Regions from separate parts of the Homo sapiens genome. Here region 1 is linked to region 2. Evidence: chromatin contacts called from ENCODE Hi-C or POLR2A ChIA-PET data. All regions are on one chromosome and are shown on one strand. Each heading gives the region's core, a stretch centred on a gene start or an enhancer-like site at or near the end of the contact. The rest is flanking DNA. Distances are from core to core; before and after follow the strand shown. Region 1 overlaps GALNT1 (polypeptide N-acetylgalactosaminyltransferase 1). Region 2 holds the start of RPRD1A (regulation of nuclear pre-mRNA domain containing 1A).

What was found. Hi-C counts contacts between places; a loop is a spot of excess contacts on that map. ChIA-PET counts read pairs that join two places held with the same protein, here RNA polymerase II (POLR2A). Pooled maps may share reads with other maps.
Region 1: a map of B cell shows a loop between it and region 2 (5-fold over the local background). The contact joins the enhancer-like site here to the promoter of RPRD1A in region 2. A Hi-C loop is called at or near these places in 2 of 168 maps with a recorded cell type or tissue (B cell and naive thymus-derived CD4-positive, alpha-beta T cell) and 9 of 50 pooled maps. POLR2A ChIA-PET finds 5 or more read pairs at or near these places in 1 of 52 experiments (activated T-cell).

Annotation. Positions count from the first base shown.
Region 1 is chr18:35,613,868-35,619,361 of GRCh38, forward strand. All of the region lies in intron 1 of GALNT1 (polypeptide N-acetylgalactosaminyltransferase 1), which reads left to right. Among named protein-coding and RNA genes, the nearest start is that of MIR3975, 25 kb to the left of the region's middle. Within about 2 kb of position 3,189, at least 20 of the 41 ENCODE cell types and tissues checked have a DNase peak (open chromatin) inside an H3K27ac peak, as active enhancers do; they include B cell, where a contact is called at or near this core.
Region 2 is chr18:36,065,773-36,071,273 of GRCh38, forward strand. It overlaps RPRD1A (regulation of nuclear pre-mRNA domain containing 1A), which reads right to left and starts at 1,787. Exons shown (of 7, transcript NM_018170.5): 1 at 1,482-1,787. The coding sequence starts at 1,632. RefSeq lists enhancers at 1,487-1,626, 1,510-2,025, 1,737-1,966.

The DNA of each region.
Region 1 (5,494 bases), core at 1,939-4,438, 450 kb before region 2:
TGGTGGGGGAAAAAAAAACAACCAAGCCAAGAATTTAGTGAAAAGTAGTCTCAGTCTCAGGACTGAGAATCAAATGAAATCCTCACTGGAGAAATACAGGAACACAGGCCTCAGAGAATTGACACAGGTAAAGTTTCTTCCTAGAAATGCATTCACAATTTAAAAAACCAAAAACACTTTATATAAACCATGAGTTAATCAGCAGAGCAAGGAGACCGTGTAATCAGGCATTCAAACATTGCAGATATTGTAGTTGTCAGATATGTAATATAAGATAAATGCTTAATATGTTTAGAGAGTATAAAATACGGCTAAAGAGCAAAAGACTATCAAAAATAATTAGGCAAGTTGAATTCAGCAGTGTATAAAGGAAATACTGGATATTGAACAAAGGGTTTATTCCAGGAAGGCGAGCTTGGTTCTGCATTAGAAGGACTATTAATGTAATTATCGACACAAGCAGTTTAAAGTTAAAAAAACCATATCATCCTAAAATATACAGAAAAAGAATTTATTAAAATTCATCTCTCTTTTATGGTAAAAACTCATAACAAACTAAGAACAGAAGGGAAATTCTGTAACCTGACAAAGGGCATCTGTGAAAAACCTACAGCAAACATAGTATTTGATAGAGAAACATTAATGGTATTCCTTTGAAAAACAGCAGCGATATAAAGATGCCCACTGTTACCCTGCCTCTTCACAATTGCACTGGAGATATGAGTTAGTGCAGTAAAGCAACAAAGAGCTACAGGGCTATGAGGAATGAACAGAATGGTCATTCCTTAGAGTGAATATAAGTACCTTCATAGAAAATTCAGGAGTTTATTAAGTTGCGAATATATGATTGATATAGTAAAATTTAAGGACTAACATCCAGAATCTGCAAGGAATGCCAATTAATCAACAAGAAGATCATTATGGTAAAGTCAGTTCTATTACTCTAAACTAGCAGCATACAATAATAAATGTAATAAAAATATTTCTCAATAGTAAAAAAAATAAAAAGCCACCTAGGAATAAATAGAAAAAGAGAGGGCAAGATCTTTAAATAGAAAGGTATAGAAATATATCGAAGGACATTAAGAAGACCTAAATAAATGTGACGACATACCATGTTCATAGAAAGAAGGTTTCCTATAAACGTATCAATTAATCTGTCTTTAATATATGAATTTATTGCTATTAAAAAAAACACCCAGCAGGGTATGGTTTTGTTTGTTTTTGTGGAATTTGACCAGTTAATTCTAAAATTTATTTGGAAATACAAAGGGTCAAGAATGGCTAAGACATTCCTGAAGCAAGTACTTGTCTTACAAGATTTTAAGATAGTGTAAAACTTTAATCATTGAGATGGCATAATATTTGGACAAGCATAGACAAATAGATAATGGAAGGAAGTTAAGGCAAAAACCAGAACTCTAAGTACGTGGAAAGCTAATACATGACAGAGCTAATGTTACAAATCAAGGAAATGGAATACGTTTTAAATGGTTGGGATTCTTAGCCACATTTTAAAAAATGGTTTTTACTAACACTGTATTAAAAAAAGCAATTTCAGATGGATTAAAGACTAGATTGTGAAAGGCAAAACTTAAGCCTCCAGAATAAAATATTAGAGAGTATTTTAGACCTCAGGCTTTGGAAGCCAAAAGCACAATTGTTGAAGGAAAAGGTTTATTAATTTGGCTGTACTAAAATTAAGATCTCTTGGGTTTTGTGTGCATGGAAAGGAGAGTGTAAAGACTAGTCACAAATACACAAGTAGAATATATTTTGCATACAAAGGATAAGGATTTTTAGAATCAGTAATGCACACACCCATATGTCAGTACGCATACATACGTAAGTGTGAAAACAGTTAATGGCAGAAGAAAGCAAGAGCTGTTTCTTAGGAGAAAAATGAATAGCCAGTAAACAGTTGTTTTCAGGGAAATACAAATTAAAGCTACATTGACAAAATTGTAAAAGTTGGACATTGTCAAGTATACCACTGCACTACTCCATGGCAGAGGTTGGCAGACTTTTCTGTAAAGGGCCAGATAGTAAGTATTTTAGCCTTTGCAGGCCGTACAGTCTCTGTAAAGGCCAACAACTTTGACGTTGTAGTGCAAAAGCAGCTGTAAACCATATATAAATGAATGAGAGTGGCTGCATTCCCATAAAATTTTATTTACAAAAATACTAGTTTGCCACCCCTTGCTCTATGACACCAAAGTTAGTGAACTACATCAATATGGATGAGTCTTAAAAACGTAATGTTGGATTTAAAAGGTAGCAGAAGAATACATTATAATATGATTTAATTTATGTAAATTGCAGAGGTAGACAAGGTAAAGGATACAGGTTTGTGGGTTTCATCATAGTTGCTGGGACCTGACTAATTTTGAATTCTGGCCTTGACATGTATAGTCTATGTGACGCTGGCCAAATTACCTAACTTTTTAAAGTGTCAGTTTTCCTATCTGTAAGATGGTGTGCATAATAGTACCTGGCTTACTGGGTTGTTGGGAGTATTGTTATACAGTGCCCATCAAAGTGCTCAGCACACAGTAAGTGCTTGGTAATTGTTGTTATGCTTTTATTCTCCTGTTTAATTTATATCTCTATTAAAAGAAATATAGCTGTTATTGCTTTGGACACTGGGTGTTTTTTTTATCTGACCTGCATTGCATATGGCTAATGAGAAGTACTAAGGCTTGCATATCCTCACCTGAAGTCTTGAGTAATGTTTGATTCCTTTTGCTTAGCACAGGTTGTAAAACCTTCTAGTGTTTTAGTGTTGTGTTTTAATCTCCACATTCATGGTAGCTTGCTGAATACTTGGCAGAAACAGCTTCCAGTGTCACGTAATCTTTCTCTGTGGCAGTTAGCATCGTCTCAGACTCCTTTTTCAGAGCTCTCTCCTCCTTTGTATTGGCACCACTCTTCAAATTCTGTGACTTCTCAGACCTTCCAGTCCTCTAGTATGGTCCACCCCTCAAACTTCTGACTCTTCAGCTTCCTCAGCTGAAAATGAAGATAAAACCCACTTGAAAGGGTTGTTATTAGGATAAAATTCTCTCTCTAATGCCTAAGCCACTGAGGAACCCTGTAACCATAGATCCTGACTCATTTATGCCAGAGTGAGGTGTGGTATGAAAACAAACAAAACTTTATGAGTAGTTCCTTCCCCATTTGAGCAGCAGTGACGGGTGAATGTAATGCAAGCGGCGCATTGCAGGCATTCAGACAGCTCCCCCCTCCATTTCCTGTCTGTGGCTACTGTTCTCTAGACTCTTCTCTCACACCACCAAGAATCATTTATTACAGGTATTTATATTGACCATTTCCTCCCTAAGGACAGTGATGTTGTCTAACTCATCTTTGTTCTCATATGGTCTGGTAAAATGCTTGGCATATAGTAGGGCAGTTAACAAATTTGTTAAGTGAACAAATGTCTACTATATGCCTTGCTTTTGTTCACAGAACACCAGTGTATGCAGTATTTGGCCTGCCAAAGTAAGATGTTAAATCCAAAGTAAGATGTTAAATCCTAATTTAGCGTTTAGCTATCTGAAACACGTTTAAAAGTTACTTCTTTGTTTTAACATCATATTTCGAGAAATTCTAACATATATAAAAGTAGACAGAACAGTGAAACGAGCCCTCTTAAACCTGTATCCATTCTCCAGATTCAGCAAACACATTTTCCCACTTGTGTTCCACCTCTCAATCTAACCTCACTCCCCTGCTCTTAAGCCCAAGTATTTTAAAGCAATGGAAGACATCATGTCATTTTACCTCTAACATTCTTCAGTATAGATCCTTTAAAATGAGAACATTTTGAATATGACCACAATGCTGTTAACATTCCTAATTAACAGTGATTGCTTAGTAGCATCTGTAACCCAGTTCATAATCATATTTCCTCAGTGGTCCCTAAAGTGTCTTTTTAAGTTGATTTGTAGATTCAAAACTCAAAACAAGATCAACATAGCACATTTAGTTTTTTTAAAAAAGCTTTCCTTAAAAAAATAAAAACAATACCTATTTTAAAAATTATTTCTCTCCCTTTCTCTTCTTCTTTTCTTTTCGATAACTCTTCAGATTAGGGTTCTTTATAATGAAACCATAAACTTTGCTCTAGCAGATAAAGGTTTCATCTTTTAAGACTGCTTTGCTGTTCTTTTTTTTTTTTTTTGATAGCCAAGCACTTAACATGTATAGAGAGCACTACTGCAGTTAACAGCACAGCAAAATGCAAAACTGTTAACTGCTCTGATTTTTCTTGTGCAATGAGATAGCATTATGTGCAGTACCATTAGGAAAATAATTTTACATCATTTTCATTCATAATTAACATTATTTACATTAAATGTAGTCTAAACCTGTAAAATAATCTTGTATTCATTAAAAAGTATATATTCTTTGGTATGTTTAGTTTAAATACATCTTTAAAAAATTTTAGTTATTCCTCTTGAATTTATGGTTAGGGTCTCAAGAAGGAAGCTTGAGACTAGACTGTAATGTGTGTTTGAAAAAGACTGCTCATGGATGAACTTAATTCTTAAATTCTCTAAAGCTCAAGTGGAGAAATGACATCTGCAAAAAATTTATCTTTTAGTTGCATTATGGGTAATAAAGACAAACATGTGTAACTGTTTAGTGTATTTAAAAGAAAAGGAGAGATAACCCAAGTGATTAGAGGTTTTAGTAGAATAGTTTTGAGAATTAGAATTTTAAAAAATAATACAAAAGAAATGTTTGAGTTATTGATGTGAATTAAATAGCAGGTTTATTTCAGAGTTTTTTTTTTCCAACAATTTACTTAACTTTCCTATTACATTGTTAAGTAAAATGTCAACTTAATTGTACTGCACTGTTTTTGTTTGTTTGTTTGTTCTGAGAGCAGGAAGCAAATCCTATAATCAGCCCTCCAAAGAGCTGAAACAAATATGAAGAAAAGGCGCTTGAGGTCATCCCCTAGAATGGATCTTAACTGATAGCAATGCAGAAGCAGCCTGAGACTACAGGGCAGACCGAGTTGAGGGAGGGAGGCAGAGAATAGCTTTTCACAGGAAAATCAGCAGGCAAGAATGCAAAACAATCACTAACGCTATAAACTAAGAGACGTTAAATGACATTAGGGAGAGACTAGTAAGAGAGAAACCAAGTTAGAAAACACAGCAACTTAAAAACCGATATGCCAAATTACTGATTAGTTAAGGAAAAAAGGAAGGGTATGGTTGTTTTGCAGTGTGTGGTACCTGCGATAAATCTGTAAGGTAGAATTTGTGACTAACCAGAACACTGTCTTTCTGTAACATGCTAATATATGTTTTGTTTTGTTTTTTCAATGGTAACTAAATATTTCAGGCTATTATTAGGGCCAAAAATCTAAAATCTACCCCTAACTCAAGTTTTGGTTTTTATTTGTTCTGTTGAGCAAATCTGAAAACTTTTTAGATCTCAAAAGGTCGCTTAAGTTAGTAACCTAGTAACATCAGACAGT
Region 2 (5,501 bases), core at 537-3,036:
AGTGGTACCTCACTGGCTTACTTTTTCCTGATTTGTAAGATTAAGTATCATTTATTGACCTTTCAGGTTTCCTCACGTGAAATGCCTATAAACAGTACTGCCATTTTTTTTTTTTACTGATTTGTAATAGTTATTAAGAGAGTCTGGGTATCAACCCTATACTGATTACATGTGTTTCTAAATGCTCTCTGCAAAAACAAAAAACAAGATAAACCTGTTACCGATTCTGAAATCTAGTAAAATGTAAAAGCAAAGCTAATTCCTGACTTTTCAAAGTTCACAGCTACTTTCCAGACCTTTATATCAGTGTTTCTGAAACCTTTCCGTCCACTCACAGAAGATGAATTCCTCATTCAGGGCCAATACACACATACTTACACATAAACTGAAAAACAAGGCTGTAAATCAATTTCTTCTCAAGGATGGGTGACGTTTTCATAACCACAAACAATATACAAGGACAGATTGTCTCCATTATATACAGCCAACATTTTGGCTCACATTTTGGCTGTTACGTACATACATCATATAGCTTTCACAAGGTTCAGTAAGCAAGCGTCTATTTTGATTAATAACGGTTAAAACCTTTAACACTTGATAAAAAACCATCATATCCATCAGGATGTTTGCAACAATAATGAAGAGTGTCCACTCTACCCAATGAATTAAGAATTAAAGTACAAGCTCAGACTAAGCAAATGAAATTTTTTATTTTCAGTCGCACTAGGATAATTTTTTACAAAGTTGCTCTGCATACATGAACTGATTCTGAATATTTTAGTGACAGACATCTCAAAAAAGTTTACTTCATTTACAGGAACACTATCAAATGTTTTGCAAAACAAAGACACTGCATTAGGGCATATAATCATAGAATAGGAAAGGACTTTAGGTGACTTACTCTAAATCTCTCCTTTTCAGGTAAGGCATCTGCAACGCAGAAGTTATAAGAAACTTGCCCAATTGAGACCCTCTAAAATCTACAAATTCAGAGTCTTTTCCACTGCATTACCCATCTTCTTATATTAGACTTCTAAAACTATTCCTCTATTAATTTCACAAGAATAAGTTGCTGCGTTACAGAAATGACGGAAGTAACTCCCAAACCCACACCAATCTTTTTCTTTCCACTCCCCTACCTTCTCCCTCCCTTATCCTCCATTATCATTCACAGAATGAAAAAAATACCTGACCACCTGAATTTCTGGCCCTAATTGGGTGTGGAGTCCCAACCCCCTGCTACTGTTTCCGTGTTAAGCTAACCGGAGTTTTCTTTTTTAATTATTCATTCCTTTATTCAATAAATATCTAAGCCCAGACTTTGCAGAAGCGTGGTGCACGCAGCTCCTCCAAGCCCGCAGACCACCGCGCGCTGGCATCCCGACGCCGGGAAGCCGGGGGCGCTGGAGAAACGGGGTTCCCGGGGGCGCCTGGAGGCCGGCCGGGTGGTGGGAAGCGGCCGACATAAGCGGTTGACTCACCTTTCCGCAGCTCCCGCTCCCACACGGTGACGATGGGACGCGAGTGTTTACGGTGGTGAATGAGCCACAGGGACAAGGTCTGCACGCTCTGCTGCGAGTTGCTCAACTCCGACAGCTTCTTCTCCAGCGCCGCCTCAGAGAAGGCTGACATCCCTCCGACACCACGTTCACGCCGTCCCACGCGGTGGGGCCGAGGGGAGGAGAGTTTCGCCGCCCTAGCTGCGGCCTCGCCCCCTCACCCCACCCTTCCCCACGCTCTCACCACGGCCGCCGCTTCATCCAAGACCGGCCGCAAACCAGCAAGATGGCGTCCGGCCGGCAGTGACGTCACAGGGACCCACGCCCCGCCCCTCCCGCTGCAAGCCCTGGGAAAACGCGCGGCCGAGAAGTGGAACCGCCAGGCGGAAGGGGCGGAGTCGAAACAAGTGCAGGGGAGGCGGACAGGGGCGTGATGCCTGGGTTACTCTCAGAGGCATGGTGGGAGTTTGCCAGGCCTGAACCCTCCTTAATGGAAACTCTGTCAAAGAAGCAGTGATTACAGATCTCTACATAGGCATGTAAACTGGTATAAATTGGGGCAGGCACTTTAAAGACTATTTGCATGACCAATTACGGTTAAAAATACACCTTCCTAAATAGAGTATAGGATGGTGACCAGAGGCTGGGAAGGGTAGTGGGGGAGGGCTAAATAGAAGGACTAATAGAAGGACTAAATATAAATAGGACCTAGTATTTGATAGCATGACAGGGGACTAGAGTCAGTAATAATTTAATTGTACATTTTAAAATAACTAAAAGGATAATTGGATTGTTTGTAACACAAAGGATAAATGCTTAAAGGGATGGATACCCAACTTTGCATAATGCGATTATTAGGCATTGCCATGCCTGTACCAAAATATCTTATGTACTCCATAAATATATACACCTACTATGTACCCACAAAAATGAAAAATGAATAAAAATTTAAAAATTATAAGAATACTCTTTCCTAGCAATTTCACTAATTGCTGTCAGTGCTGGAAAAAACACCAGCATGTTTGCACCAGGAAGCTTATTCTAGGTGTTCAGTCCAACACAGTAACAGTGAAAAATTGGAACATTCACTGTTGCAGTCTACACAGATACGTCTATATTCCATAATACATGCAGCAGTTTAAAATATGGATTAATCCAAGATATGGTGGATTTGGAAGGGTTTGAGTGGGTTTTTATGAGGTTCTTTTTGAGAGAGGGCCTCACTCTCACCCAGACTGGAGTTCAGTGCCATGATCACAGCTTACTGCAACCTCGAATTCCTGGGCTCAAGCATTCCTCCCACCTTGGCCTCCCAAAATGCTGGGATTACAGGTGTGAGCCACCATGCCCAGCTGGATTTTTTTTTAATTACAGAAGCAAAAGTATAGTATACCACTTCTTGTTTAAAGGTATGTAGTTCATATGGGTTCACAAGTACGTAAACTCATGGCAAAGGTTTGGAGGAATACACACCACATGAATACTGGTCTCAGGGAGAGGATCAGAATTGGAGCCCTTAAATTGTGTCCATATTGTTTTCATTTTTACAAAAAGAATACGTGAATATATTACTTATATAGTTAAAAATTAATTACAGAAATCTCATTGTTAATCTAATGCATACACCATCATATTCTAAAATTTTTTTTGAGACCGGGTCTTACTCTGTTGCCCAGGCTGGAGTATGTGGTTCAGTCATGTTCACTGCAGTCTCGACCTCTGGGCTCAAGCAATCCTCCTCTGTGTCGGCCTCCCAAAGTGCTGGGAATACAGTTGTAAGCCACCATGCCTGGCCCTAAATATTAATACAAGAAACTTCCAGAAAGATACATAAGAAACCATAGGAATTCCTAAACTATCTTTTGACAAGCATCGTTCAAGAACTTTGCGGCCAGATGTGTGGCTCATGTCTATAATCCCAGCACTCTGGGAGGCCGAGGTGGGAGGATTGCTTGAGCCCAGGAGTTAGACACCAACCTGGGTAACATAGTGAGTCCCTGTCTTTACTAAAAATTTAAAAATTAGCTGGGCATGGTGGTATGCGCCTATGGTCCCAGGAAGCTGAGGTAGGAGGATCACCTGAACCTGAGAGGCAGAGGTTGCCGTGAGTCATGATTGTGCCACTGCACTCCAGCCTGAGCAACAGAGCAAGACCCTGTCTCAAAAAATGAAAAGGAAGGGCAGGGCACGGTGGCTCAAGCCTGTAATCCCAGCACTTTGGGAGGCCGAGGTGGGTAGATCACCAGGTCAGGAGTTCGAGACCAGCCTGGCCAACATGGTGAAATCCCATCTCTACAAAAAGTACAAAAATTAGCTGGGCATGGTGGTGGGCACCTATAATCCCATCTACTCGGGAGGCTGAGGCAGGAGAATTGTTTGAACCTGGAAGGCGGACGTTGCAGTGAGCCAAGATCGCGCCATTGCACTTCCAGCCTGGGCAACAGTGTGAGACTACATCTCAAAAAAAAAAAAAAAAAGAAAAGAAAGAGAAAGAAAAAAGAAAAAGAGAAAGAACTTCCAACAAGTAGGAACAGAATATGTATATCTGTGCCTGAGGTTCAGAGATATCGTTGTAGAGGTGAAGTTCACTCTTCCTTCACCTCTTTTCACTCCAATATCTATTCCTATCTTTACATTTCTTTCTTTCTCCATTATACATCTTTTTGTTTATCCAATCTATTTAGCCTAGTTTTTAACTTTAACTTAGTTCGAGTTTAACCTATCTTTTTTTTTTTTAAAAGGAGACAAGATATCGCTCTGTTGCCCAGGATGGAGTGCAGTGGCATCATCACAGCTCACCGCAGCCTCAACCTCCCAGGCTCAGGTGATTCCCCCCACCTCAGCCTACCAAGTAGCTAGGACTACAGGTGTACCATCATGCCCAGCTTATTTTTAAATTTTTTTTTTTAGAGATGGGGTCTCGCCATGTTGCCCAGGCTGGTCTTGAATTCTCAGGCTCAAGCCATCCTCCTGTCCCTGCCTCCCAAAGTGCTGGGATTATAGAACGTGAGCTACTGAGGCTGTCCAAACCTATCTATCCCCTGAGACCTTAAAAGTATCTTCAACAATATTCCATTCCATTCCACCAAAGACTACTTCCCATCTCCCAGTGTCTTCACCTGAGATTTCCACTCTTCTCATTCTCTATCTCTGTCTTCCTCTGTGTCTCAATTCTACCTAAAATTTCAGCTTAAATTCTGCCTTAAATTTCAGCTTTCTTTTCTTTCCACTCAGTCAATGTTAGATTCCTTCCTTGTGTTTTTTAATTACTGAATGCCTTATTTAGCACTTACACTACTAGTCTATGTTATTTACAATTTAATATATGTATTCTCTCTCTCCAGCTAGATTTAGCACTCCGTGACTCAGTCATAGCACCAACTCTTCTGTCTTCCTTGGTCCACAGTCTAATCTGGCTGTCCCTGCTCCAGGCTCCCAGAACATTCTATGTATGAATGTACCATGGCTTTTGGCACTAGGATGTTAGATCTACATTTATTGACGTTGTTACTTATAGCTATATTTTCAAAATATTGACTGTAACTATTTATACCTTTAGATACTTATGACTCGTTTTTATATCTTGTCTCTAAATTGGAAAGCAGGAGGTAAAATGGTCTCCATTCACAGAAGATATGATCTTAGATATAGATCTTGAAGAATTCACCCACAAAATTTAGAGATGATAAACAAATTCAGCAAAGTTGTGGGATATAAGATCAACACACAAAAATGAGTTGTATTTATATACACTGATAATAAATAATTTGAAAATGACATTAAGAAAAAAATCTTATTTACAATAACATCAAAAAAGGCTGAAATACTATGGAATAAATTTAGGCAAGGAAGTATAAGACTTGTATCCTGAAAACTACAAAATATTGGTGAAATATATCAAATACCTAAATAAATAGAAAGATATCCTGTGTTCATGGATTGGAGGATTTAATATTCTTAAGATGGCAATAATACCCCCAAGCAATCTTCAAATTCAATGCA